Linked DNA regions of Homo sapiens: region 1 is linked to region 2. The links are chromatin contacts, found by Hi-C in ENCODE. All regions are on one chromosome and are shown on one strand. The core of a region is the stretch at or near the end of the contact, and the rest is flanking DNA. Distances in the headings are between cores, read along the strand shown. Region 1 holds the start of CDC42 (cell division cycle 42). Region 2 holds the start of EMC1-AS1 (EMC1 antisense RNA 1).

What was found. A loop is a pair of places that touch in the nucleus more often than their neighbours do. Pooled maps may share reads with other maps.
Region 1: a pooled map shows a loop between it and region 2 (16-fold over the local background). The contact joins the promoter of CDC42 here to the promoter of EMC1-AS1 in region 2. A Hi-C loop is called at or near these places in 4 of 50 pooled maps.

Annotation. Positions count from the first base shown.
Region 1 is chr1:22,049,216-22,054,182 of GRCh38, forward strand. CDC42 (cell division cycle 42) reads left to right here and starts at 3,494. Exons shown (of 6, transcript NM_001791.4): 1 at 3,494-3,527. RefSeq lists silencers at 3,583-3,732, 3,793-4,012, 4,023-4,202 and enhancers at 3,915-4,482, 4,483-4,967.
Region 2 is chr1:19,207,682-19,213,050 of GRCh38, forward strand. EMC1-AS1 (EMC1 antisense RNA 1) reads left to right here and starts at 2,705. Exons shown (of 2, transcript NR_135114.1): 1 at 2,705-2,878. UBR4 (ubiquitin protein ligase E3 component n-recognin 4) reads right to left here and starts at 2,585. Exons shown (of 106, transcript NM_020765.3): 1 at 2,392-2,585. The coding sequence starts at 2,567. RefSeq lists silencers at 2,255-2,574, 3,600-3,669 and enhancers at 2,625-2,674, 2,925-2,974.

The DNA.
Region 1 (4,967 bases), core at 2,244-4,743, 2.8 Mb after region 2:
GCTGAACAGTTGGGTGACACCCCATCAAGATATTGCTGCTACTGGAAAGGGCAGACGTTGTCTGGGGACATTCATGGGATTGTGAGACAGGATGAAGGAAAGGGCACTGCCAGCTGGACTTGTGAAGGGAAGAAACAACCATTTTCCCCTCAAGTTTAAAAAATGAAGCTTATGCATTTTTACAATAGTAATAAATTCACAATAGCCCAAAACAACCCAAATTCCAACAGTAGGAGTCTGGGTAAATATTGCAATGCCCGGAGAGTAAAATGCAGCCTTTACAAATGATGCTTTATTTGACATGGAAAGATGTTCACAATGTAGTTTTTTTGTTTTGTTTTGTTTTTGTATTTTTTGTAGAGATGGGTGGGGGCAGGTCTTGCTATGTTGCCCAGACTGGTCTTGAACTCCTGGGCTCAAGTGATCCACCCGCCTCGGCCTCCCAAAGTGTTAGGATTATAGGTGTGAGCCACATTAGAGGTAGGACTACAGCTGAAGCTTATCTTCCTGTTTTTTTTTTTTAGGTGGGGTTTTGTTCTTGTTGCCCAGGCTAGAGTGCAATGGCGCAATCTCGGCTCACTGCAACCTCTGCCTCCCAGGTTCCAGCGATTCTCCTGTCTCAGCCTCCCGAGTAGCTGCGAATACAAGTGCATGCCACACCCAGCTAATTTTTGTATTTTTAGTAGAGAAAGGGTTTCACCATGTTGGTCAGGCTAGTCTTGAACTCCTGACCTCAAGTGATCCGCCCACCTCGGCCTCCCGGAGTGCTGGAATTACAGGCGTGAGCCACCGCACCTGGCTTTTTTTTTTTTTTTTTTTTGAGACAGAGTTTCACTTTTTTGTCGCCTAGGCTGGAGTGCAATGGCATGATCTCGGGGTCACTGCAACCTCCGCCTCCTGGATTCAAATGATTCTCCTGCCTCAGCCTCCCAAGTAGCTGGGATTACAGGCACCTGCCACCACACCGAGCAAATTTTTGTGTGTGTGTTTTTTAGTACAGATGGGGTTTTACCATGTTGGTCAGGCTGGTCTTCAACTCCTGACCTCAGGTGATCCACCAGCCTCAGCCTCACAAAGTGCTGGGATTACAGATGTGAGCCACTGTGCCTGGCCTGAAGCTTATCTTCTAATTTCTCTATAATAAACCTGCTTGATAGTGTGGTAGTGTCATAGTCAACTAGAGCCAGCCTCCTGAGTGCAAGTCTCAGCTCTGCCACTGCTTGGCATGGCGGCTATGGACAAGTCTCTTAACACCTCTGAGCTTCAGTTCATGTAACCATAAAGTGGGGGTAACAGTTCTTAACTCATAGGGTGGCTGTGAGTATTAAATTAGCTACTACTACCTGCAAAGCTATTAGCCATACCTGCAGTAAACACTAAAAAATGTAGTTCTTATTTTTGGGTAATTAAAAAATCCAAAAGAGGGCTGGGTGCGGTGGCTTACACCTGTAATCGCAGCCCTTTGGGAGGCCAAGGCAGGTGGATCACAAAGTCATGAGTTCAAGACCAGCTTGGCCAATATGGTGAAACCCCGTCTCTACTAAAAATACAAAAATTAGCTGGGCATGGTGGTGGGCACCTGTAGTCTCAGCCACTTGGGAGGCTGAGGCAGGAGAATTGCTTGAACCCGGGAGGCGGAGATTGCAGTGAGCCGAGATCGAACCACTGCATTCCAGCCTGGGTGACAGAGCGAGACTCCGTCTCAAAAAAAAAAAAAAAATCCAAAAGAAAATATGACTATAAGTCAATATACTGGAATTAAGTGTCTTTGTTGGCCAAATAGCTGTGGCAGTAGACAATAAATGAGCTGTTATTAAGATAAGCAATTTTTTTTTATTTTTTTTGAGACAGAGTCTCGCTCTGTTGCCCAGGCTGGAGTGCAGTGGCGCGATCTTGGCTCACTGCAAGCTCCGCCTCCCGGGTTCACGCCATTCTCCTGCCTCAGCCTCTCGAGTAGCTATGACTACAGGAGCTCGCCACCACGCCCGGCTAATTTTTTTGTATTTTTAGTAGAGGCGGGGTTTCACCGTGTTAGCCAGGATGGTCTCGATCTCCTGACCTCGTGATCCGCCCGCCTTGGCCTCCCAAAGTGCTGCGATTACAGGCATGAGCCACCGTGCCCGGCCTAGGATAAGCAATTTAAGCGATTTTTCTCTAACATGGGGAAACATCTAAGAATAAGAGAGGGAAGTTCTCTATTTTCCTGAAGCTTTCATACTAGCAGAGAAGACAAATAATAGATACTGCGAAGATAGGATGATTGAAGAATGCAGTGATATAAATTTGGGGGAAGAGGAGGGAGGCAGAGCAAAGAAATTCAAGGCCTTGGCCAGACGTAATGTCTCACACCTTGTAATCCCAGCAGTTTGGGAGGCTGAGGCAGGCTGATAGCTTGTGTCCAGGAGTTCGAGACCAGCCTGGGCAATCCAGCAAAACCCTGTGTCTACAAAAAAATACAAAAATTAGCCAGGCATGGTGGCATGCGCCTGTGGTCCCAGCTACTTGGGAGGCTGAGGTGGGAGAATCGCCGGGACGTCGAGATTGCAGTGAGCTGAGATCGTGCCACTGCACTCCTGCCTGGGTGACAGAGCAAGAACGTCTCAAAGAAAAAACAACAACAACAACAACAACAACAACAACAAAAACACAAGGCCTGTGGTTGGGGGAAGGTTGTAACTCTAAAAAAGACCCATGTGGCTACAGCGAGGGACACTGGGTGTAGGTAGAGATAAGAAGAGTGATACTCAGTTCTCACATCACGGCGGACTGAATACAGGCCCGGGGAGTGAGAGACCATCCACCCCTGTGATCTGGGGCAAGTCACCAGCCCTTTCAGAGAAGCTTCCGTCTTCTCTGCAAAATGGGACAATACCTTGCTTCACAAGCTTGCAAGGATCAAAAGAACTGGTAGTGGGCCGGGCGCGGTGGTTCACGCCCGTAATCCCAGCACTTTGGGAGGTCGAGGCAGGTGGATCACTTACTTGAGGTCACGGGTTCGAGACCAGCCTGGGCAAAATGGTGAAACCCCGTGTCTGCTAAAAATACAAACATTAGCCTGGCGTGGTGGCAGGTGCCAGTGATCCCAGCTACTCGGGAGGCAGAGGCAGGAGGATCGCTTGAACCCAAGGGGTGGAGGTTGCAGTGAGCTGAGATCGCGCGCTGCACTCCAGTCTGGGCAACAGATCAAGACTGTCTCAGAAAAAACAAACAAAAAAGAACTGGTAGAGGAAGCGCTTTGCATACTATCGTTCACAGTATTATTACAAATACAACCATTAGGAAAACATGCAGAGCATAGCCCCGAACTCACGAGCTGCGCCGGCCCGCGCGTGCGCGACAGGCGGGCGGAGCCAGGGCAGTCCAGGCACCGCCTTGACCCGCCCCAGCCTCTTCCCCTTCCCTGTTCCTCCCACTTCCGCGGGCACCCAACTGTGCGTCTCCTGCGCGCTGACGTCAGGTGCGTGCCCCTGTCCGGCAGCCGAGGAGACCCCGCGCAGTGCTGCCAACGCCCCGGTGGAGAAGCTGAGGTGAGTGCGGGGCCCGAGGTTCCCCGCGGGAGCTGCCACCCTACCTTCCCATCCCCGCCGTCTCCGTCCTCTCCCAGTCCTCGGGGACACCCCGTCTGCGGGATCGTGGGGGGCCCGGGAGCACGGGTTGTGGGGGAGTGCCCGGCTCGCGCTGCGTCCTCCGGGCGGGCGCGGGTCCGCGTTCTGTGGGGGAGCCGGGGCGGGGGTCGCGGCCGGGGAGGCAGGGGGCGCCCGTCTGAGGAGGGGCGCGCGGCCGGGGCTCGGGGCGCGAGCGGGACCGGGCTGTCACCGGCAGCGGCGGAAGGAAGGGGGTCACACCCATCCTGGGCGCCCGGGCTCCCCTCCCCCCAGCCCGGCCCGGCGGGCTCCTAAGGGCGGCCGGGGGCCTCAGAGCGACTCGCGGGCGCTTGGGCCGGGCCGGGCGCCGGTCTTCCGTGCTGGCAGGCTGCGTTCCGTGCCCTGCGCTCCGGCCTGGACTTCCTGCTTCGCCGGGCGCCGCCGCGGACATTTTGCGGCGGGGGTGGGGGGGCGGGGGAGGGGAGTGGCGTTGCGGCCGCGGCGGGGCGGTGGCAGGAGGGCAGCTCGCTGGCTGCTCGCGGCGGTGCCTGTCCGAGCTCCCCTCCGCGCCGGCCGCGTCCTCTGGGCGGGGTGGCCCCGAGCCACGGCCTCCAGGCTGCTCTTCCTTTCGGAGGTCGAGTTCCTAGCATTTCCATCCGCTCCTCCAGCCCGCTCCCTGCCGGTTTAGCTGAAGCTTCCCTTTCGGGGAGTTACCTAACTACCTCCCGAAGCCGTCGTTCTGCTGCTTGGTTAATTCCTCTTATCGGGGGGGAATTTTCTTTGTTCGTTTGTTTTTCCTCCCCTTTAAGTCCAAGATAAATGTAGTGTGGAAGATTACGTCATCGCGGTATAAGGAGTGAGACTTAACTCCTACAAGTCAGGGACTTAAATTCAAACAGCATTTTGCAGCCTTAGTCGGTCACCCAGTGGCTTATCCTGCCTGCTTCCCAACACGTCGTATTCACAGATGATGTTTTGAAAGCTTGTTACTTGTGTTCATGACCGCCTTCAGTGCACCTAAAAGCTAGGAAGGTTTAAAATCCCAGGATTAGTTTGTGTCAGGGAATAAAGTGTAAGACAACACCGTCCACGGCCCCTTGCGTGGCATTAACTTTAAATAGAGGTCCCTTTGACTATACTAGAATGAGGTGGGTTTATTTGTGGGAACACTTTTCGGTCCAAAATGACTTTCCCAGACTGTTTATTCTCCTTTATGACTTACTGCATGCTGGGAATCTCCCTAGGTTGATTCAAGTGCACTTTTTGTGGTGAAGTTGTGTTGAAAAGAGGATCAGTTTATGCCTGATCTATGCTAGACATTTTAGTTTTGTTATTAAAAACGAGACTTCGATCTTTAAGCAAAAAACTTAATATTTTCATAAT
Region 2 (5,369 bases), core at 1,455-3,954:
GTATAATTTGTGTGCTCCAAGCTAGGGGTTGGCAAACTATGGCCTGCAGGCCAAATCCAGGAAGTCACCTGTTTTTGTATGGCTAAGAGTGGTTGAAAAAAAAAAAATCAAAAGAATAGTTTGTGACATGTAAATATTACATGAAATTCAAATTTCAGTGCCCATAGATATAATTTTAAACACAGCCATGCCCATTCATTTATATATGGTGTGTGGCTGCTTTCACACAATGATGGCAGAGTTAAACAGTCCAGACAGAGACCACATGTCCCAAAATTATCTACTATCTGGCCATTTACAGGACGTTTGCCAACGCCTGCTTTATAACAAACTGAACACTTGATACGTTTAGCTGTTCTCACTGTAAAGAACTTGTAAGCCAGGTATTTCTTCTGGAAATTTTTCTTTAGATCATACTCCTCTCACACAGCCTGCAGAGGACACATAGGCTTTCAAAGCTAACTGAGCTCCAAAAACCAGAAGACTTAAAAGATCTTGCCTTCCGGCTGGGCACGGTAGCTCATGCCTGTAATTCCAGCACTTTGGGAGGCCAAGGCGGGTGGATCACAAGGTCAGGATATGGAGACCATTCTGGCTAACATGGTGAAACCTCATCTCTACTTAAAATACAAAAAGTTAGCTGGGCGTGGTGGCAGGCACCTGTAGTCCCAGCTACTTGGGAGGCTGAGGCAGGAGAATGGTGTGAACCTGGGAGGTGGAGCTTGCAGTGAGCTGAGATGGCGCCACTGCATTCCAGCCTGGGTGACAGAGCAAGAATCCATCTCAAAAAAAAAAAAAAAAAAAAAAAGAGATCTTGCCTTCCAATAAATGCGTTACCAAAGACCCATCAGTTTGGACTTATTTTCTAAGCCATAAAGAGAGATCTTATTAATGTCTACAAATACAACTCTTGATTATTTGTACAAACAGAGGGTATGGCAAAGACCACTACCACATACATGGCAAAATTCAAACCTAGTGATGTATTTGGTTGGAGGGTGTTCCTTAAGTATTACAGCTTTAAAGGTGGCCCCAGAATACAGGATTTATGGAAGGGTGTCAACAAATTATTAATATTTTATAACCTATCCAGCTCATGTCCAGAAAAACATAAAAGCAAATGCTCTAAAAAGACTGGAACGTTACTGATTCTACGTAACATGAGTATGAGTCAGGAAAAATACTGCCAATCCAAATGTTTAAAACAAAAAGCAGCCACGTAATTTGAAAGTAGTATATTTGAAACCTGTTTACATCTTCAGAACATTCCTGGCCTGATGATTAGATAGCAAAATCCGTCTGTAAAGCTGACTGTGAAGTTACCAAACTCAACCATTATTTTATTATAATTTGTTAAAAACTCTGCATCCAAAGGATTACAAGTCTACAACAAGAAAAAGCACAAAAACAATTTGTCAAACCGTGGGCCTCCTTTGAGTAACAAATAGCAATTTTTAACCTCTGGATAGCAGCTAGATATACCCTTGTCATCGTGAAGCTAAAATGACCCAGTTAACAATTGCAGGGAGTTGCTGAAATGAGGTATGGCTAGAAAAATGAAAGTCAGTCTGGCTTTAAAAGCAAAAGTCTACCATTAAACTAATGAAAGACTGCTCTGAGCACAGTATGTCAGGAAAAGGCAGGCACTCTGAGATCACCATCTTTGTACCTACATAACTGTCACTAGCTAAGAATCGCTGTGCAAAAAGACAAAAACACACAAAAGGAAACCAACAGATAGTACCGTTTGTAAAAGAATGTGATGATATTTTAATGCGAGGGGGATGGGAGGCAGCAAGAGAACACACACACCACACATCCTCTGGGAAAATGATCTCTCAGACACACACTGAAATGTTTTTAATCAAAGACCGATACAGTAGGAATGCACAAGGAGTGCAACGTAAAAAGAGGTCATCAATGTAGCTAGTGGCTTCAGTCACAGAAATAGCACGTGCCCCCACTGATTACAGCACCGCGGGGAGACCGTTATTAAATTATACCGTACGGCTCCGCTCCGGCCCAGGCTAGGAGGATGAGTGCGGGCGAGAAATGCAAACTCATCTGTGACTTGACCCAAGGGGCAGCCCCGTGAACATTCCCTTAAGAGGGCGAATGCATCTCACTCTCAACCATGTCCGGCCACGCCCTCCCGCAGGGAGGCCGCTAAAGTTTTGCTCGAGAGGGGAAACTGAGGTAGAGGTGATTTACATGCGTTGGCGGAGGGAAACCCAGGCAAGCCAGTCTCCCCGGGCCCGGGACCCCGAAGCCGTGGCTGTGGCGGGGATCCTCAAGGGGGCAGGGGGCGGCCCGGAAAGCGGGTCCAGACGATCCGGCTCGAAATCCCCTCCCCCCACAACAGCGTCGCCCGCCAGAGCCGCCGCCCGGTACCTCTCGATGACTGAGGCCACCAGCTGCGGCAACTCCTTCATCTCGAAGGCGGAGTAGGACGCGGACAGCAGGGGCCGCACAGCCACCTCCCAGCCCGGGGTCGTGTCCGCCCCCGTTGCCGGGGTCCCCGGCGCCGGAGCCGCTGCCGCCGCCTCTTCGCCGCCGCTCGTCGCCATCTTCCGTCGTACTACTGCGGCTCCCTCCGGGGGCTTGCCACCGGCCCAGCGCCGCCTCCCAGGAGGGGGCGGAAGTGACGCAATCTGTCGCGTCAGACTGCGCGCCGCCGTCATGGGTCAAAAACGCGACGCGCGGAGCGGCCTTTGCTCTCACCGGGGTCGAGCCGCGGCGAGGGAACGGATCGGAGACGCTGCGCCTGCTCAGAAGGTAGCGCAGCGGGGAAAGGCGGGAGAGCGTTAACTTCTGAGCCTGCGCGGTGGGAGTTGCTCAAGCAGGTGGTAGCGACTTGGCTTCCGGGCAGCGGGTAAAGGTGAGTCTGGGGCATGGGTTCAGTGGGCAAGTCTAGGGCAGCAGAGTTGACTACGCCTCGGCGTATAGAATGGCCCTGGCCTGGGACAGCTAAGGACGACAAGAGGAGGCCGAAGCCTAAAACGCTTTCACCTGCTTCTTCCCCTGCCTAGATCCCCCCAATAGTAATACTAAAGAGCGCCATAGTTTACAAAGATTTCTCCCTCTCACAACACCTTTTAATCACTGATCCGTATTCCCTTAGCACTCAAATCTCTTCTGTTTGGATTGCCCTCATTAACAATCTGACCAGCTCGTACAATGCATCCCTCTTTGCAATTTGCCACGTATGCTTACGTGTTCCCCTTTTTTCTACTGGCAAGGAAAGAATGTAAGCTTTTATTCACAGGAGATGTCTGAGACTTTTGCCGGTAAAATGATCTGGCTACAAGGTCTAAGAGGGAAAAGCAGTTTGCTCGAGGAAAGGTATTCGTGCATTAAGGACAGTCCTGTGAGTGAGATATTGGTGGACGGCTTCAAGCTCTAGCCTGTGGCCTACAGCTGGCCTAAATAAGACTGGGAAGGAACTGTGAAGACGGTTTCAAATTCCTAAAGCCCTGAAATTCTCCCCCTAAGTTTAGGAAGAGCTTTTGTTCTTGGTGTGTAACACTGATAAATGAATTGGTACCTAGTGATTAATCTGCACTTTTATTAAGATATGACCTACTTTACCTTTTTTGAGACAGGATCTTGCTCTGTCGCCCAATAGCCCAGGCTGGAGTGCAGTGGCAGAGTTGCAGCTGGCTGCAGCCTCCACCTCCCTGGCTCAAGTGATCTTCCAGCCTCAGCCTCCCCAGTAGCTGAGACTATACAGGTGCAGGCCACCACTCTTAATTTTTTTTGTTTGTTTTTAAGAGACAGGTCTCCCTACGTAGCCCAAGCTGTTTTCGAAGTCCTAGGTTCCTCCCACCTTGGACTCCCAAAGTGCTGGGATTACAGGCTTGACCCACTGCGCCCAGCCTGCATCTTTACATTCGAAATAAAATTCAGTCAAGTCAAAGCCGGTCTTGGAGGAAAATGTGGCTTTGATGACAGCAGTAGGGATTTTCCTTCAGTGCCTACTTACCAGAGGATAATAATAACAGCAAGTTTCTTAAACATAAAAACATCAGAAATGAAAAAGAACTTTCCATAACACTATAAATATTGCAGTATTTCAAGATACTGAACCAGAGCCCTAAGGAAAGGCTGGAGACCCAGAATTTTATAATGGCTTTGGGACATGAATTTTATTTTAACCAGAGGACAAAATTAATCTGCAAAAGCTGTCTTGGAGAAATTTCAGGAAATAAAAGATCAAATGTATCTGCTGTCCTCCCTTCCCTCTCCAGGAGAATAAAAGGCAAATGCAAACTATCACAGGGAGATTTTCACCTTTACCTAAATTATTTATTATATACTTTATATTTCTGGTTAATAGATTGGGAGAGAGCACTCCAGATAAAGAACTTCCTTTATAAATGCCACATTTATTTCAGTACTGGAGGTTTGGTCTTGTGTTGCCACAAAGATTTGGAATGGCATCTATGTTATAAATTTAGATGACAAAAGAGACTAATAAAAGACTTCTAGATGAAACACAAGCTTCTAATATTCTGGTCCAGGAAATAAGATAGAAACTAAAAAACAATAAATAACTTTTATGAATTAACTGAAGGACTTAAAATACTTGTTCCATTCTAATCCCAAGTGTCTGCCAAGGAACTGAAATTTAAAATGATAAAAGACATGATACAGTCATGTTACAGGGAATTCAATGAAGTAAAAATGGCAGACATTGATGAATGGTATGGTTTAAAGATTTGTGTAGAGGTAGTGATGAGGAGGCCTGCTGGGAGCTGGAAAAGTTCTATACCTTGACACAGTTATGCTTACATGGATATACACACACAGTAGTCACTAAGCCATGATTTGTACTTATGATTTGCACACTTTGGTGGTTGTAAATTGTACAGCAATCTAAAAACAAATGAGGTCAGTGTGCCTCACTACAGAGCTTCAAAAGTGGTAGATAGCACATCTCTTTTTTCTTTTAAGCCATCTAATACAGAGTTGCTTGGAATAAATCCTAATAGATACAGTGTTTCTAGAAACAAGTAAATGAATAAACCTTAGCTGTTACCCCGTAGGAGCCAACAGAGGTCAATCTGTTCTCAAGCTTTTACAAAGTTACAAGAACAAGTAATCAGTGCATATTTTGTTGAAACTCCTACTGCAATACTGAAAACTTCAAATGGAGAGCAGCTCCTTTTTGGTAATTCACAACAGACTTAGTTTTCAAATTACCAAGAATATAAGGAATTAGATTAGAAGCCTAATTCAATTTAGAATTATGAGACATTATTTGTAACCCACAAGTATTATTTTTCCCATGATACTGAACAATTCACCTGGCATGAACTTAAAAGAAGAAAATGCTTATTGCAGCCTTCTTGCTTTAAGAGCGAAAAAAA